Linked DNA regions of Homo sapiens: region 1 is linked to region 2. The links are chromatin loops, found by intact Hi-C in ENCODE. Cell type or tissue: CD14-positive monocyte. All regions are shown on one strand. Links, peaks and the distances in the headings refer to the core of each region. The heading gives the core; the rest is flanking DNA. Region 1 has its middle 8.7 kb from the start of ASH1L. Region 2 overlaps ASH1L (ASH1 like histone lysine methyltransferase).

Region 1 (8,320 bases), core at 1-8,000, 85 kb after region 2:
GCGCGATCTCCGCTCACTGCAAGCTCCGCCTAACGGGTTCACGCCATTCTCCTGCCTCAGCCTCCCGAGTAGCTGGGACTACAGGCGCCCGCCACTGCGCCCGGCTAATTTTTTTGTATTTTTAGTAGAGACGGGGTTTCACCGTGGTCTCGATCTCCTGACCTCGTGATCCGCCCGCCTCGGCCTCCCAAAGTGCTGGGATTACAGGCGTGAGCCACCGCGCCCGGCCTAATTTTTGTATTTTTAATAGAGACAGCGTTTCGCCATGTTGGCCAGGCTGGTCTTGAACTCCTGGCCTTAGGTGATCCACCCGTCTTGGCCTCCCAAGTTCCTGGGATTTAGGCATGAGCCACTGTGCCTCGCCAAGAGCCATTAAAAATATTGGCTGGGCGTGGTGGCTCATGCCTGTAACCCCACACTTTGGGAGGCCAAGGCAGGTGGATCACCTGATGCCAGAAGTTCGAGACCAGCCTGGCCAACATGATGAAACCCCGTCTCAACTAAAAATACAAAAAAATCAGCTGGGCATGGTGGTGGGCGCGTGTAATCCCACCTACTTTGGGAGGCTGAGGCAGGAGCATCACTTGAACCCAGCAGGTAGAGGTTGCAGTGAGCGGAGATTGCACCATTACACTCCTGCCTGGGCAACAAGAGCGAAACCCTGTCTGAACAAAAAAAAAAATTATTTATTTTATTTTATTTTATTTTATTTTATTTTATTTTTTTTGAGACGGAGTCTCACTCTATTGCCCAGGCTGGAGTGCAGTGTCACGATCTGGGCTCACTGCAACCTCCGCCTCTTGGGTTCAAGCGGTTCTCCTGCCTCATCCTCCCAAGTAGCTGGGATTACAGGTGCCCGCCACTGTGCCCAGCTAATTTTCGTAGTTTTAGTAGAGATGGGGTTTTACCATCTTGGCCAGGCTGGTCTTGAACTCCTGACCTTGTGATCCACCCACTTCAGCTTCCCAGAGTGCTGAGATTACAGGCATGAGCCACCGCGCCCAGCCAAAAAAAATTTTTATTTAAGACGGAAGAAATTTGAGATTTTTGTTTGGGTACAGGTTGAGTTTTTTTTGTTTGTTTTTTGAGATGCGGTCTCACTCTGTTGCCCAGGCTGGAGTGCAGTGGTGTGATCTCAGCTCACTGCAACTTCCGCCTCCCGGATTCAAGTGATTCTCCTGCTTCAGCCTCCTGAGTAGCTGGGATTACAGATGCTCGCCACCACACCTGACTAATTTTTTGTGTTTTTAGTAGAGACAGGATTTCACTATGTTGGCCAGGCTGGTCTCAAACTCCTGACCTTGTGATCCACCCGCCTCAGTCTCCCAAAGTGCTGGGATTACAGGCATGATCCACTGCACCCAGCCAGTTTTTTTGTTTTGTTTTGTTTTGTTTACGAAAATGTTTGGGAACAAAAATGTTTTGAATTTGAGATTTGAGCTACTGCCCCCGGCCTTTTTTTCTTTTTCTTTTTCTTTTTCTTTTTCTTTTTTTTTTTTGAGAAGGAGTCTCACTGTGTTGCCCAGGCTAGAATGCAGTGGTGCAGTCTTGGCTCACTGCAACCTGCATCTCCCGGGTTCAAGTGATTCTCCTCCTGCCTCAGCCTCCTGAGTAGCTGAGATTCCAGGCACCCACCACCATACCCAGCTAAGTTTTGTATTTTAGTAGAGCCGGGGTTTCAGCATGTTGGTCAGGCTGGTCTTGAACTCCTGACCTCAAATGTTCCACCTGCCTCGGCCTCCCAAGGGTTTTTTATTTTTATTTATTTATTTATTTATATTTTGAAACAGAGTCTTGCACTGTCACCCAGGCTGGAGTGCAGTAGCGCGATCTCAGCTCACTGCAAGTTCCACCTCCCGGGTTGAAGCCATTCTCCTGCCTCAGCCTCCTGAGTAGCTGGGACTACAGGCGCCCGCCACCACGCCCAGCTAATTTTTTGTATTTTTAGTGGAGACAGGGTTTCACCATGTTAGCCAGGGTGGTCTCGATCTCCTGACCTCATGATCCGCCCATCTCGGCCTCCCAAAGTGCTGGGATTACAGGCGTGAGCCACTGCGCCCGGTCTTTTTTTTTTTTTTTTTTTTTGAGACAGATTCTCGCACTGTCACCCAGGCTGGAGTGCAATGGCGCAATCTCAGCTCACTGCAACCTCCCCCTCCCGGGTTCAAGCAATTCTACTGCCGCAGCCTCCCGAGTAGCTGGGATTACAGGTGCCCGCCACCACGCCTGACTAATTTTTTGTATTTTTAGTACAGACAGGATTTCACTATGTTGGCCAGGCTGTTCTCAAACTCCTGGCCTTGTGATCTACCCTCCTCAATCTCCCAAAGTGCTGAGATTACAAGCATGATCCACTGCACCCGGCCAGTTGTTTTTTTTGGTTTTTTTGTTTTTTTAGGTTTTTTTTACGAAAATGTTTGGGAACAGAAATGTTGTGGATTTGAGATTTTGTTGGATTTTGGAATATTTGTATTATACCTACTGTTTGAACATCCCAAGTTTGAAAATCTGAAACCTTAAGTGTTAACATGAGCACCTTAATAAAGTTTGGACAGTATTTCTTTTATAAACAATATTATTGATATTGCTAACTATTAACATTAGAAATGAAAGTCGAGAAAGATAATTACCTGGAACGTTAGTACCCAGAAATACCCAATTGTGTTGGTATTTGTTTTAAGTTTTCATTTTTATGCATCTCCACCTCAGAACCATAATCTAAATTTACAGTTGAATTCATTTCAATACCTCAGTGGTGTACCATTGAGTCCTAAAATTCTAGAATGTTAATCCCAGTCATGTGTGTACACTAACATGCCTTTTTTGAAGTCTTTTGAAACCTATCAGATACAGTGTGGAGTCCATTTTGCTGAAGAGTATCTAGAATATCTGCTACCCTAAGAAGCAGTCATAGTCCCTTCCATAGTAGTTTAAGTTTTAAATTGTCCACTGTTCTGAGTAACGTGATGAAATTTTGCACCACCCTGTCCTGGATATGAATCAACATAACCACGCTGTACGTGCTCCCATTGGTCAGTCATTGACATCATCGGCTTTTGACATCCATCTGTGGACATCAGCATGACTCAGTGATTCAGGATCACCCTAAGATGATCCCCCTTCTTAGGTATAGTCAGAAGGTTGATATTAGCTACATCAGAATTCCTAAGTCATTCACTTTATCTTATCTTATAAGCGTTTTATCATCTCACTTCAACACAAGAAGGGTGAGCACGGTACTATGAGATATTTTGAGAATGAGCGAGACCATGTTCACATAACTTTTGTATGGTATATTGTTCCGTTTTCTTATTGGTTATTGCTGTTCATTTGTTACTGTGCCAGATTTATAAATTAAACTTGATTATAGGTATATACCTATAGGAAAAAACTGTGTGTGTGTGTTTGTGTGTGTGTTTATTTATTTAGTGATCAGTACTCTGTATGGTTTCAGGCATCCCCTGGGAATCCTGCAGTGGGATCTCCCGAGGATAAGGGTGGACTACTGTATTTCCTTCCTTCTTGCTTTCTTCATTGCAGAAGAGCTAATGCAGCTTTAAAAGCTGGGGAGCTTTAAAAAGTGTATATTGTATCATCACTTGCACTGTTATCAGAATTGTAAACCACATGCATTATTTCTAGCAAAAACACCTATAGCTACAAGACTGAGGTTGGCCGGACACAATGCTCACATGTATAATCCCAGCACTTTATGGGAGGCCAAAGTGGGAGAATTGCTTCAGGCCAGGAGCTGAAGACCAGCCTGGCAACATAGCCCCATCTCTATAAAAAAGTAAAAATTAGCCAGTCATGGTGGTACATGCCTATAGTCCAAGCTTGTCGAACCTGTGGCCCATGGGCTGCATACAACCCAGGACGGCTTTGAATAGGGCCCAACACAAATTGATAAACTTTCTTAAAACATTAAGAGCCTTTTTTTTCTGTGATTTCATTGTTGTTGTTGCTATTTTAGCTCATCAGCTGTTGTTAGTGTTGGTGTGTTTTATGTGTGGCTCAAGACAATTCTTTCGACGTGGCCCAGGAAAGCCAAGATTGGACACCCCTGCTGTAGTCCAAGCTCCTCAGGAGGCTGAAGGGAGAGGATCACTTGAGCCCAGGAGTTCAAGACTGCAGTGAGCGATGATACCACTGCACTCAAGCCTTGGAGACTGCAGGAGACCCTATCTCAAACAAAAACCTTAGAGCTTGGAGAAGTTAGCACTGTTGAAGTTTGTGATAATCAGTAAATTTCAGAACTCTTTTACTTTTATAGCTCTAACATTGCTCTAGGAATCCAAACCTGGGGAGATAGATATTATTAAGATGAGAAAATACAGCATAAGGAATTCTGCTTTTTCTCTCTGAAATTATGAAAACAATGAAATTACTCTTTGTGGCTTGGCATGGTGGCTTACGCCTGTAATCCCAGCACTTTGGGAGGCCGAGGAGGGCAGATCACTTGAGGTCAGGAGGTCAGCCTGGCCAACATGGTGAAACCTCATCTCTACTAAAAATACAAAAATTAGTCGGATGTGGTGGCAGACACCTATAATCCCAGCTTCTTGGGAGGCTGAGGCAGGAGAATCATTTGAACCCAGGAGGCGGAGGTTGCAGTGAGCCAAGATTGCGCCACTGCACTGCAGCCTGGGCGACAGAGTGAGACTCTTGTCTCAAAAAAAAAAAAAAAAAGAAATTAGTCTTTGTGAGCCAAACTTTTCCTATGGGACTTGGGATTTAGGACAATCTCAACCTCAACACTGTTGACATTTGGGGATGGATCATTCTTTGTTGTGGGGGACTCCCTGTGCATTGTAGACTTTAGCAACATACCTGGCCTCTACTCACTCGATGCCAATAGCATCCTCCCTTCCCTCCCTCAGCTGTGACAACCAAAATGCCTCCAAACATTCATTGTCAAATGTTGGGGGAGGGGACAAAATCCCCCTGGTAGAGAACTACTAATTTAGAGAAAGAATTACTGATCATGAGGAATCAGTCTGGGTTTAGTACAAAAGAAAGTCATGACAGACAAATATATCCTTCTTGTTAGAATTCCTGGAATGGCCGGGTGCGGTGGCTCACGCCTGTAATCCCAGCACTTTGAGAGGACAGGCTGGTGGATCACGAAGTCAGGAGTTCAAGACCATCCTGGCCAAGATGGTGAAACCCCGTCTCTACTAAAAATACAAAACTTAACCAGCCATGGTTTCGGGCACCTGTAATCCCAAGCTACTCGGGAGGCTGAGGCAGAGAATTGCTTGAACCCGGGAGATGGAGAATTTTTTTTTCTTTTTTTTGAGATGGAGTTTCGCTCTTGTTGCCCAGGCTGGAGTGCAATGGCATGATCTCGGTTTGCTGCAACCTCCGCCTCCTGGGTTCAAGCGATTCTCCCACCTCAGCCTCCCAAGTAACTGGGTTTGCAGGCATGCGCCACCACGTCTGGCTAATTTTGTATTTTTAGTAGAGATGGGGTTTCTCCATGTTGGTCAGGCTGGTCTCGAACTCCCGACCTCAGGCGATCCACCCGCCCTGGCCTCCCAAAGTGCTCAGATGACAGGTGTGAGCCACTGCGCCAGTCAAAAAAAAGAATTCTTAGAATGGTAGATCAAATTCCATTATTGGTATGTCCTCATTAAAGTTAGGCATTTGATAATCTCGCACAGTGGCTTTTTGGAGAAATGTATACTGAATGTTTAATTGGTTGAATAACCATACCCAAAGGCTACATGTTAGCAAAATGGGTTGAAGTTCCCTTAACCATGGACATACAGGCAGTGGTTATCACTCTTGGCTGCACATTGGAATAAGCTGGGGAGCTTTAAAAATATTGATGCCTGGGTCACTATCAGAGGCTGATTTAATTGATCTGAGGCACACTCTGGGTATCAGAATTTTTAAACTATACCCAAGTGGGCCAGACAGTGGCTCACATCTATAATCCCAGCACTTTGAGAGGCCAAGGCAGGTGGATCGCTTGAGCCCAAGAGTTTGAGAGCAACCTGGGCAACATAATGAGATCCTTTCTCTACAAAAAAGATAGAAAAATTAGCTGGGAATGGTGGCACACGCCTGTAATGCCAGCAGTTGAGAGGCCAAGGTAGACAGATCGCTTGAGCTCAGGAGTTTGAAACTAGCCTGGACCACATGGCGAAACCCTGTCCCTACGGAAAAAAAAAATACGAACTGACCAGGCGCAGTGGCTCACGCCTGTAATCCCAGCACTTTGGGATGGTGAAACTGGCTGATCACCTAAGGTCAGGAGTTTGAGACCAGCCTGGCCAACATGGTGAAACCCTGACTCTACTAAAAATACAAAAATTAGCTGGGCGTGGTGGCAGGTGCCTGTAATCCCAGCTACTAGGGATGCTGAGGCAGGAGACTTGCTTGAAACCAGGAGACAGAGGTTACAGTGAGCCGAGATCACGCTATTGCACTCCAGCCTGGGTGACAAAAGCAAAACTCCATCTCACAAAAAAAAAAAAAAAAAAATTACAAACTGTACCCAGGCTATGCTAGGCAATCGTATCCTGTTAAATAGTTGTATCAATGACTTGAATGAGATCGATGTGGATATATTTTTCAAATTTATACCTTTTGCAAAATTTTTAAAGGGTGGGTAATATGTTGGTGACAGATTTTAAAAAACAAAAAGATCTTCAGATGTGGAATCTTCTGTTGGATCTTATAACAAAAAGAAGACATTAGGCTGGGTGCAGTGGCTCACGCCTGTAATCCCAGCACTTTTAGGAGGCAGAGGCAGGCATATCGCTTGAGCCCAGGAGTTGAAGACCAGCCTGGACAACATGGTGAAACCCCATCTCAACAAAAAACACAAAAATTAGCCAAGTGTAGTGGCATATGCCTGTAGTCCAAGCTACTTGAGAGGCTGAAGTCCAAGGATTGAGGTGGAGATTACAATGAGCCAAGATCACGTCATCACACTGCAGCCTAGGTGACAGAGCAAGACCTTGTCTCAAAAAAAGAAAAAGACATAGCAGAAAAGCTGAGGAAATCCAAATAAAATCTGTAGTTTAGTAAATAGTATTGTTCCAACTTTAATTTCTTAATTTTGATAACTGTCCTATAGTTGTATATATATATATAGACATATATATAACATTAAGGAAAGCTGAATGAAGAGTGTACGAAAGCTCTTCGTACTACGTTTGCAACTCATCTGTAAGTTTACATTGGTTTGTTTGTTTGCTTGCTTTCAAATAGGACCTCACTCTGTTACCCAGGCTGGAGTGCAGTGGTGCAATCCTAGCTCACTGCAACCTCTAGCTTCTTGACTCAAGGGATCCTCCTGCCTCAGCCTCCTGAGCAGCCAGAACTACAGGCACAGGCAACTATGTTCAGCTAATTTTTTTTATTAGTAGTAGAGATAAGGTTTTCCTATGTTGCCCAGGCTGGTCTCGAACTCCTGGTCTCCGAAAGTGCTGGGATTACAGGCCTGAGCCACCGTGCACAGCCTCCACTATCTAATTTTAGAACTTTTTCTTTTTTTTTTTTTTTTTTGAGACGGAGTCTCCTGTTGCCAGGTTGGAGTGCAGTGGCACTATTTCGGCTCACTGCAACCTCCACCTCCCGGGTTCAAGCGATTCTCCTGCCTCAACCTCCCGATTAGCTGGGATTACAGGCATGCGCCGCCATGCCCAGCTAATTTTTGTATTTTTAGTAGAGACGGAGTTTTGCCATGTTGACCAGGCTGCTCTCAAATTCCTGACCTCGGGTGATTCACTCGCCTCAGCTTCCTAAAGTGCTGGGATTACAGGTGTGAGCCACCATGCCAGGCTAATACTTGTACTTTCTATGAGTAAAAATAAATGAGTTCTTTGACCCTCAAAAAAAAAAAGAGAGAGAGAGAATCCCAGTTTTTCCAGATCCTGTCCAACACATATCATTGTCAGTTCTTTTGATTTGAGCCATCCTAGTGGGTGTGAAGTGGTATCTCATTGTGGTTTTTATTTGCATTTTCTAGATGACTAATAATGTTGAGCATTTTTCATGTGCTTATTGGCCATTTGTATAACTTTTATACTTTGGAGAAATGCCTGCTCAAATCTTTTGCCTTTTTTTTTCTTAATTTGAGTCAGGGTCTCACTCTGTTGCCCCCGGCTGGAGTGCAGTGGTGCAATCACGGCTCACTGCAGCCTCAGCCTCCCAGACCCAGGTGATCCTCCCCGCTCAGCCCCCCAAATAGCTGGGTCCACAGTGGCACGCCACCGCACCTGGCTAATTTTTTAAATTTTTTGTAGAGAGCAGGTCTCATTATGTTACCCAGGCTGGTCTCAAACTCCTGGGCATAAGCAATCCTTCT
Region 2 (8,340 bases), core at 147-8,146:
ATCCCTGATATTTTTGACATTTTTTAAATGGCAAATCAATAGTCTACTTTCATCTTACTTTTGACTGGGTAAATATAAATGAAGCATATGAAGTTACCATTTTTGAAAAGAAAATTATTTTTAGTTACAGTATCCTATGGTCGTCATCTAAAATAATAGTTTACTGCCTACCTCCTTCATTGACTTAAATGATTCTAAACCTATAGAAGACAATCCCTAACCTACTTCTACTCTTTTATAACTCATTCTCAATTATGGTCTTGAGTGAGCAGTAGAGCTCTCTCTTAATGTGGAATAGGAAAGACAATTTAAAAATTCATATTTTCATCAGAATGTGTTTTTATATAAAATCTTAGAATGGGAAGTAACATTTAAGTCATTTACCGTAAAATGCTAATTCATGAATCCTCACTATATACTCTAGAAATGAATTCACTACTTCACACAATAGTCTGTTTTACTTTTGGATAACCACTAAAGAGTTCTTCCTAAATATAAAATACTCAGAACTGAACAAATGTAAAGTTATACTGTGTTTGTGGATAGGAAGACATAAAGACGACAATTTTCCCTAAGCAAATTTATAAATTTAATGCAATCTCAATAAAAATACCAACAGATTTCTTTGGCATTTAGAAAAATTGATTGTGATGTTCAATGGGGAAAATAGATATGCAAGAATAGCTAGAAAAACCTAAAATGTAGAAAAGCCAGGGAATAACCATACCAAATATCATTTTTCAAAGCCCCAATCATTGAAACAGTACAGAAGTGACAAATGAAAAGACAAACAAACCAATGAAACAGGACAGAAAACATAAAACCAAATTCAAGCACGTATGAAAATGTACTGCATGGAAAACGCTACAATCTAGTTATAAACTAGAAAAATTCCATATGCATTTAACTACATCCTTTGACCCAGAAATCCTACTTTGAGGGTCTACCCAAGATACACTCTTAAAAATATAATGTCTGCACAAGGGTCCAAAATGCACCACTATTTTAATATAAAAAAAAAAAACCCTAAAAAAATCCAAACAATTATCTACAGAAAACTGGCTGAATAAAGTAAGGTACATCTGTACAATGGAATATTGAGAAATTGTCAACAAAAACAAAAGTAGGAGGAGTAGGAAGAGATATCAATATAGTGCTATGGAGTGATTTCCAGGATATATTATTAAATGAAAAAAAGCAAGGTTGAGAACAATGGTTATAATATGCTATGCTATGCTATGCCTTATACATATAATATACCTTCTGTATAAGAAAATGGGGATGAAGAATATGAATATATATATGCCTACCGATTATATTTTAAAATGGAATGAACCAAAGATTAGCGAAAATAGTGACTTATGGGAAAGTAAACAGGGTTAGAAACTAGACCCCTATGCATCTAACTTTATGGTTTTCAGTTTGGAAGTGTTTTACATAGTTATGAAACAAAGTTATATATAATAAAGGAAAGCATCCCAGATCTCCAAATATTAAAAGCAATAGGCCGGGCATGGTGGCTCACGCCTGTAATCCCAGCACTTTGGGAGGCTGAGGTGGGCAGATCGCCTGAGGTCAGGAGTTCGAGACCAGCTTGGCCAACATGGTGAAACCCCATCTCTACTAAAAATACAAAAATTAGCTGGGGCTGGTGGCACGTGCCTGTTATCTCAGCTACCGGGAGGCTGAGGCAGGAGAATCGCTTGAACCTGGGAGGCAGAGGTTGCAGTGAGCCGAGATTGCGCCACTGCACTCTAGCCTGGGCGAAAGAGCAAGACTCTGTCTCAAAAACAAACAAAAAAGAAATTCATCTATTCAATATATAGAAAATTAGTTATATAAGTATATGAAAAGTAATTATTTTGAATTACTATAAAACACAATATTGAGAATCTACATCCTAAATCTCAAAACATTACCCAAAAAACAAACAAACAAGCAAGCCAGCCAGGCGCAGTGGCTCATGCCTGTAATCCCACCACTTTTGGAGGCCGAGGTGGGCAGATCACCTGAGGTCAGGAGTTTGAGACCAGCCTGGCCAACATGGTGAAACCCCATCTCTACTAAAACTACAAATATCAGCCGGACGTGGTGGCGGGCGCCTGTAATCCCAGCTACTTGGGAGGCTAAGGTATGAGAATTGCTTGAACCTGGGAGGGGGAGGTTGCAGTGAGCCAAGATCGTACCACTGCACTTTAGCCTAGGTGACAGAGTGATGCTCTGTCTCAAAAAAAAAAAAAAACAAAAACAAAAACAAAAACAAAAACCAACCAACCACCCGGTGCAGTGGCTCATGCCTGTAATCCCAGCACTTTGTGAGGCCAAGACGGGTGGATCACCTGAGGTCAGGAGTTTGAGAGCAGTCGAACATGGTGAAACCCCATCTCTGGTAAAAATACAAAAAATTAGCTGGGCATGGTGGCGCATGCCTGTAGTCCCAGCTACTCAGCAGGCTGAAGCAGGAGAATCACTTGAACCTGGGACGGGGAGGTTGCAGTGAGCCAAGATAGCACCACTGTACTCCAGCCTGGGCGAAAGAGCGAGATTCCGTCTCAAAAAAAAAAAAAAACCCAAAACCAAATACCAAAGAACCTCTACCTCTCTATTTTTTATTTTTATTTTTATTTTTTTTTAAGAGATGGGGTCTTGCTCTGTCACCCAGGCTGGAGTGCAATGGCATAGTCATAGCTCACTGCAGCCTTGAATGCCTGGGCTTAAGCCATCCTCCCCCCGCTCAGCCTTCTGAGTAGTTGGGCTAACAGGCACAAGCCATCTTGCCCAGCAAAAGAAAGTGGTAAATTGCCCTCAGTGAGCATATTACTGGTAATACATATAGTAATTTTGAATTTAGACAGATAGATGACTAACAGATACATAGATAAAATAGGTAACCATGTGAATATCACTAGGAACCAAAATGTTAGAAGCAAAAAACGTACAACTATAAAATCAAAGAAGTAAAAGGCTATACTTTTAAGATAGAATTAAAAATATATGAAGTCTATCTACCTCTCTATCCATTAAAATGCCTACAAACATCGACAACCCATTAGCAATGAACACCTCAAGACCGTGGTCTCTAAAACCATTTCCCATTAAAATGAATCAGGGCTCCTGCAGAAATGACTGTTTCCAAATATTAGACAAGAAATATAAAAGATGATCCTAGTGACAGGTATCTAACTCTAGTATCTTCACTTTGAACTAGTCACTATGTTTTTGTATTAAATTTCCCATAATGAAATGTGTCTATTGAAAAAAAAAAAAAAGTTCTTCCTAAGAGTAAAGTGAAATATATTTTTTTGCAACTTTCAGTTACTGGTCCAAGTCTCACTTTCTAAAAATCACAGAGTAAGTCTAATTCCTCTTCTTCCCAATGGCTGTCAGACATTTGAACTCAACCAAAATATTTAACTTCCTGACTCAACAGTTTCACTTCTTTCTGGTCATTTTCTGATGCAAGTGTTTTAAGTTTGTAAATATCCCTCTTTACATGTGGCACCTTTAAATGAACACAATACATGTGGTACTTGATTGACTCAGAATAAAGGGAACTATCTCTTCTTTTGGACTGGACCTTATAATTTTGCCCAAGGGCAAACTGGCTTTGACAGTCTCATATACTCAGACTTATGTTAACTTGAAAATTAAATAAACCCCACACACTTTCTTCACATTATATTAAAGAATCCCGGGGAGGTGGGGAAGGTTAATGGGTACCAAAAATAAAAAAAAAAAAATAGAAAGAATGAATAAATAAGACCTACTGTTGACAGCACAACAGTGTGACTATAGTCAATAATCATTTAATTGTACATTTTGAAATAACTAAAAGAGTATAACTAGATGGTGTGCAACACAAAGGATAAATGCTTGAGGGGATGAATACCTCATTCTCTATGATGTGATTATTACACACTGCATGCCTGTATCAAAACATCTCATGTATCCCATAAATACACTATGTATCCACAAAAATTAAAAATGAAAAAACAATTCCCATTCATTACTTTTATACTTTTAAAAACAAATATTAAGCAGTTTGTTTTAAATATTTTTAAACATATTTATGCCTGAAAATGACACTTCCAATTTTAAAACTTATCCTTAAAAATGTGAACTATGATTACACGCAATACCATGTATTACAGTTTAAAAAAAAAAAAAGAAAAAAAAAGCTCTGGCTGGGCACAGTGGCTCACGCCTGTAATCCCAGCACTTTGGGAGGCTGATGCGGGCAGATCACTCAAAGTCAGGAGTTCAAGACCAGACTGACCAACAGGGAGAAACCCCGTCTGAAATGAAAATACAAAATTAGCCGGGTGTGGTAGCACATGCCTGTAATCCCAGCTACTCGGAAGGCTGAGGCAGGATAATCGCTTGAACCCAGGAGGCGGAGGTTGCAGTGAGCTGAGATCATGCCATTGCAGTCCAGCCAGGGCAACAAGGATGAAACTCCACCTCAAAAGCAAACAAACATACAAAAAGCCTCACGAACAACACTGAATTAATGGAGCCAGAAAAACAGAGTACCTATTCTGACTTCATTTATATAAAGACCACAAAGAGGAAAAATTTATTATGATATTAAAAATAAAAAAAATTATTACTCATGGTAAGGACAGTAATGAGAAAGAAGCCCAAGGGGTTCTTACTGGGTGCTAGCAATGTCATACTACTTTTTTATTTTTTTTAAGACAGGGTCTCACTCTGTGGCCCAGGCTGGAGTGCAGTGACCTGATTCTAACTTTGAACTTCTAAGCTTAAGTGATCCTCCCACCTCAGCCTCCCAAGTCTGGGACTGCAGGCACAAGCCACCATGTCTGGCTAATTTTTTTGTGTTGTTTTTTGTTTTTTGGTTTTTTTGTAGAGATGAGGTCTTGCTTTGTTGCCCAGGCTAATCTCGAACTCCGGGGCTCAAGTGATTTTCCCTCAGCTTCCCAAAGTGCTGGGATTACAGGGGTGAGCCACCGCACCTGGCAAACACATTTCTTAATCTGAATGTTGGTTGTCCCATATGGCTGAGTTCATGAAAATTCGCTGAGCTGTTACATTTATGATGGGTATTTTTCTATATGTATGTTATACTTAAATAGGAAGTTATTTTTTAAATTCTGTCTAAAAGTAAAGTAGAAACATATTCAGCTTCCTTAATTGGCTAATGAATGTGTTCAAGCCTGGTTTTTCACTTTTTTTTTTTTTTTGAAATGGAGTCTTGCCCTGTTGCCCAAGCAGGAGCGCAGTGGCGCCATCTCGGCTCACTGCAACCTCCGCCTCCCGGGTCCAAGCAATTCTCTGCCTCAGCCTCCTGAGTAGCTGGGATTACAGGAGCCCGCCAGCAGGCCCAGCTAATTTTTGAATTTTTAGTAAAGACGGGGTTTCACCATCTTGGCCAGGCTGGTCTTGAACTCCTGACCTCGTGATCCACCCGCCTCAGCCTCCCAAAGTGCTGGGATTACAGGCATGAGCCATTGTGCCTGGCCTGGTTTTTCACTTTTACCTGAAATAAATATCTGAGAGAAATTAAAAGCAGTTTAAAACAGAGTTCATATCCCACAGTAAATGGTCTATGACTAAATAAGGCACACAGATAATTTGATGTTGGTTTCAAAAATCTTTTCTTCCAAATCCTGATACTATATAAAATAAATGAATGAGACAACATTAAGATTTTGAAGCCGGGTACGGTGGCTCATGCCTGTAATCCCGGCACTTTGGGAGGCCGAGGTGGGCAGATCACGAGGTCAGGAGAGTGAGACCATCCTGGCCAACATGGTGAAACTCGCCTATACTAAAAATACAAAAAAAAAAAAAAAAAAAAAATTAGCAGGGTGGCGCATGCCTGTGGTCCCAGCTACTCAAGAGGCTGAGGCAGGAGAATCACTTGAACCCAGGAGGCGGAGGATGCAGTGAGCCGAGATCACACCACTGTACTCCAGCCTGGGCAACAGAGCAAGACTCTGTCACAAAAAAAAAAAAAAAAAAAAAAAAAAAAAGATTTTGAAAACTGTATTTGGTACTGATGATATTATCCTCTTACACTTGTAAGAACACTTTAAAATGACTGATAAGAGTTATCACTTTAAGAGAGCATATTATCAATTAGGCACTGAAAAAGATGCTGTATTAAAACATGATATTAAGCATGTAATTTTTTCCAACAGAAAAATAGCTTTAGTCCACATATAAAATACTCTCATTTAAAAAAAAGAACCAAAGTATAAATAATACCTTTCATGAATAAAGACTTTACATTTCAGATATTTTACCATATACATCAAAATAAACAAGTGTACATTCTTTTATACAAATGGAGCCAACAATGCTTGCTGTTTTGTAGCCCATTTGCTTTAAATGATATGACACCTTTATGTGTAAATAAGAGTTAGATGTTAAATTCAACAGTTTCACAATAGTTCATAATTCATAAAATCAACCACCTACTGACTGTAATTAAATAGTTTCTGGCTTTTTGTTACTATAAATAATATGTGGGCGCGGTGGCTCACACCTGTAATCCTAGCACTTTGGGAGGCCGAGGAGGGCAGAACATCAGGTCAGGAGTTTGAGACCAGCCTGATCAATATGGTGAAAACACCATCTCTACTAAAAATACAAAAAAATTAGCTGGGTGTGGTGGTGCGCACCTGTAATCCTAGCTACTCAGGAGGCTGAGGCAGGACAATCACTAGAACTCGGGAGGCAGAGGTTGCAGTGAGCCGAGATTGTGTCACTGTACTCCAGCCTGGGAGACAGACCGAGGCTCTGTCTCAAAAAAAAAAAAAAGGGCTGGGCACGGTGGCTCACACCTGTAATCCCAGCACTTTGTGAGGCCAAGGCAGGTGGATCACGAGGTCAGGAGATCAAGACCACAGTGAAACCCCGTCTTTACGAAAAATACAAAAAATTAGACGGGCATGGTGGCGGGTGCCTGTAGTCCCAGCTACTCGGGAGGCTGAGGCAGGAGAATGGTGTGAACCTGGGAGGCGGAGCTTGCGGTGAGCTGACATTGCACCACTGCACTCCAGCCTGGGCAACAGAGGGAGACACTGTCTCAAAAAAAATAAATAAATAAATGGGGAGACACTGTCTCAAAATAAATAAATAAATAAATAAATAAATAAATAAATAAATAACAATATGGTAAACATCCAATTGCATTTTTCTTTCCATACTTGTTCAATTACTTCCTTCAGGTAAATTTTTAAAGGTGAAAGTACAAAGCTGAAGGGCATATGCATTAGTTACACACTAGACAATGACATGTAAGACTTTTTTTTTTTTTGAGACGGAGTCTCGCTCTGTTGCCCAGGGTGGAGTGCAGTGGTGCCATCTCGGCTCACTGCAAACTCCGCCTCCCAGGTTCACACCACTCTCCTGCCTCAGCCTCCCAAGTAGCTGGGACTACGCCCGCCACCATGCCCGGCTGATTTTTTGTATTTTTAGTAGATATGGGGTTTCACCGTGTTAGCCAGGATGGTCTCGATCTCCTGACCTTGTGATCTGCCCACCTCGGCCTCCCAAAGTGCTGGGATTACAGGTGTGAGCCACCATGCCCGGCCAAAAAAGACTTTTTATTTCCAATTGTCAGTATGTAAGATGTCACAACCTTATATAAAGACATCCAGGGTTGGGCGTGGTGGCTCATGCCTGTAATCCTTGCACTTTGGAAGGCCAAGGTGGGTGGATAATTTGAGGTCAGGAGTTCCAGACCAGCTTGGCCAACATGGTGAAACCCCATCTCTACTAAAAATACAAAAAAAAAAAATCCAGCTGGAAGTGGCAGCACATACCTGTAATCCCAGCTTCTGAGGTAGGCTGAGGCAGAATTGCTTGAACCCAGGAGACGGAGATTGCAGTGAGCAAAGATCGCACCACGGCACTCCAGTATGGGCTACACAGCCAGACTACGTCACACACACACACACACACACACACACACATACACACACACTCTCTCTCTCTCTTTTTCTGGCCAGGCCTCGTGGCTCACACCTGTAATCCCAACACTTTGGGAAGCTGAGGCAGGAGGATTACTTGAACCTAAGAGTTTGAGACTACCCTGTGCAACACAGGGAGACCCCCTTCTCTACAAAAAATAAATCTCCAAAATTAGCTGGGCACAGTGGTGCATGCCTGTAGTTTCAGGTACATGGGAGGCTGAAGTGGAGAATGGCTTGAGCCAGGAGGTCAAGGCTGCAGTGAGCCATGAGCCATGATCACACCACTGCACTCTAACCTGGGAGACAGGGTGAGACCCTGATTCCAAAAAAAAAAAAAAAAAAAAAAAAAAAAAAAAAAAAAAAAAAAAAAGACTTCCTATTGCATTTGTTTATATTT

What was found. Peaks named below come from ENCODE experiments on the same cell type or tissue, not always from the same donor. Only the 100,000 strongest peaks of a DNase experiment are listed, where the experiment ranks them.
Region 1: it touches region 2 in a loop (1.9-fold over the local background); 2 of 110 quality-filtered maps call a loop at or near these places.

Annotation. Positions count from the first base shown.
Region 1 is chr1:155,567,371-155,575,690 of GRCh38, forward strand. It overlaps a transcript of MSTO1 not described here and the pseudogene LOC101929703. Among named protein-coding and RNA genes, the nearest start is that of ASH1L, 8.7 kb to the left of the region's middle. In CD14-positive monocyte, for the core only: no CTCF peak of the experiment used is centred there; a DNase peak (open chromatin) is centred at 3,041; H3K27ac peaks cover 997 bases.
Region 2 is chr1:155,482,702-155,491,041 of GRCh38, forward strand. The region is part of intron 2 of ASH1L (ASH1 like histone lysine methyltransferase); the gene reads right to left. Among named protein-coding and RNA genes, the nearest start is that of ASH1L-AS1, 75 kb to the right of the region's middle. In CD14-positive monocyte, for the core only: no CTCF peak of the experiment used is centred there; a DNase peak (open chromatin) is centred at 3,450; H3K27ac peaks cover 1,110 bases.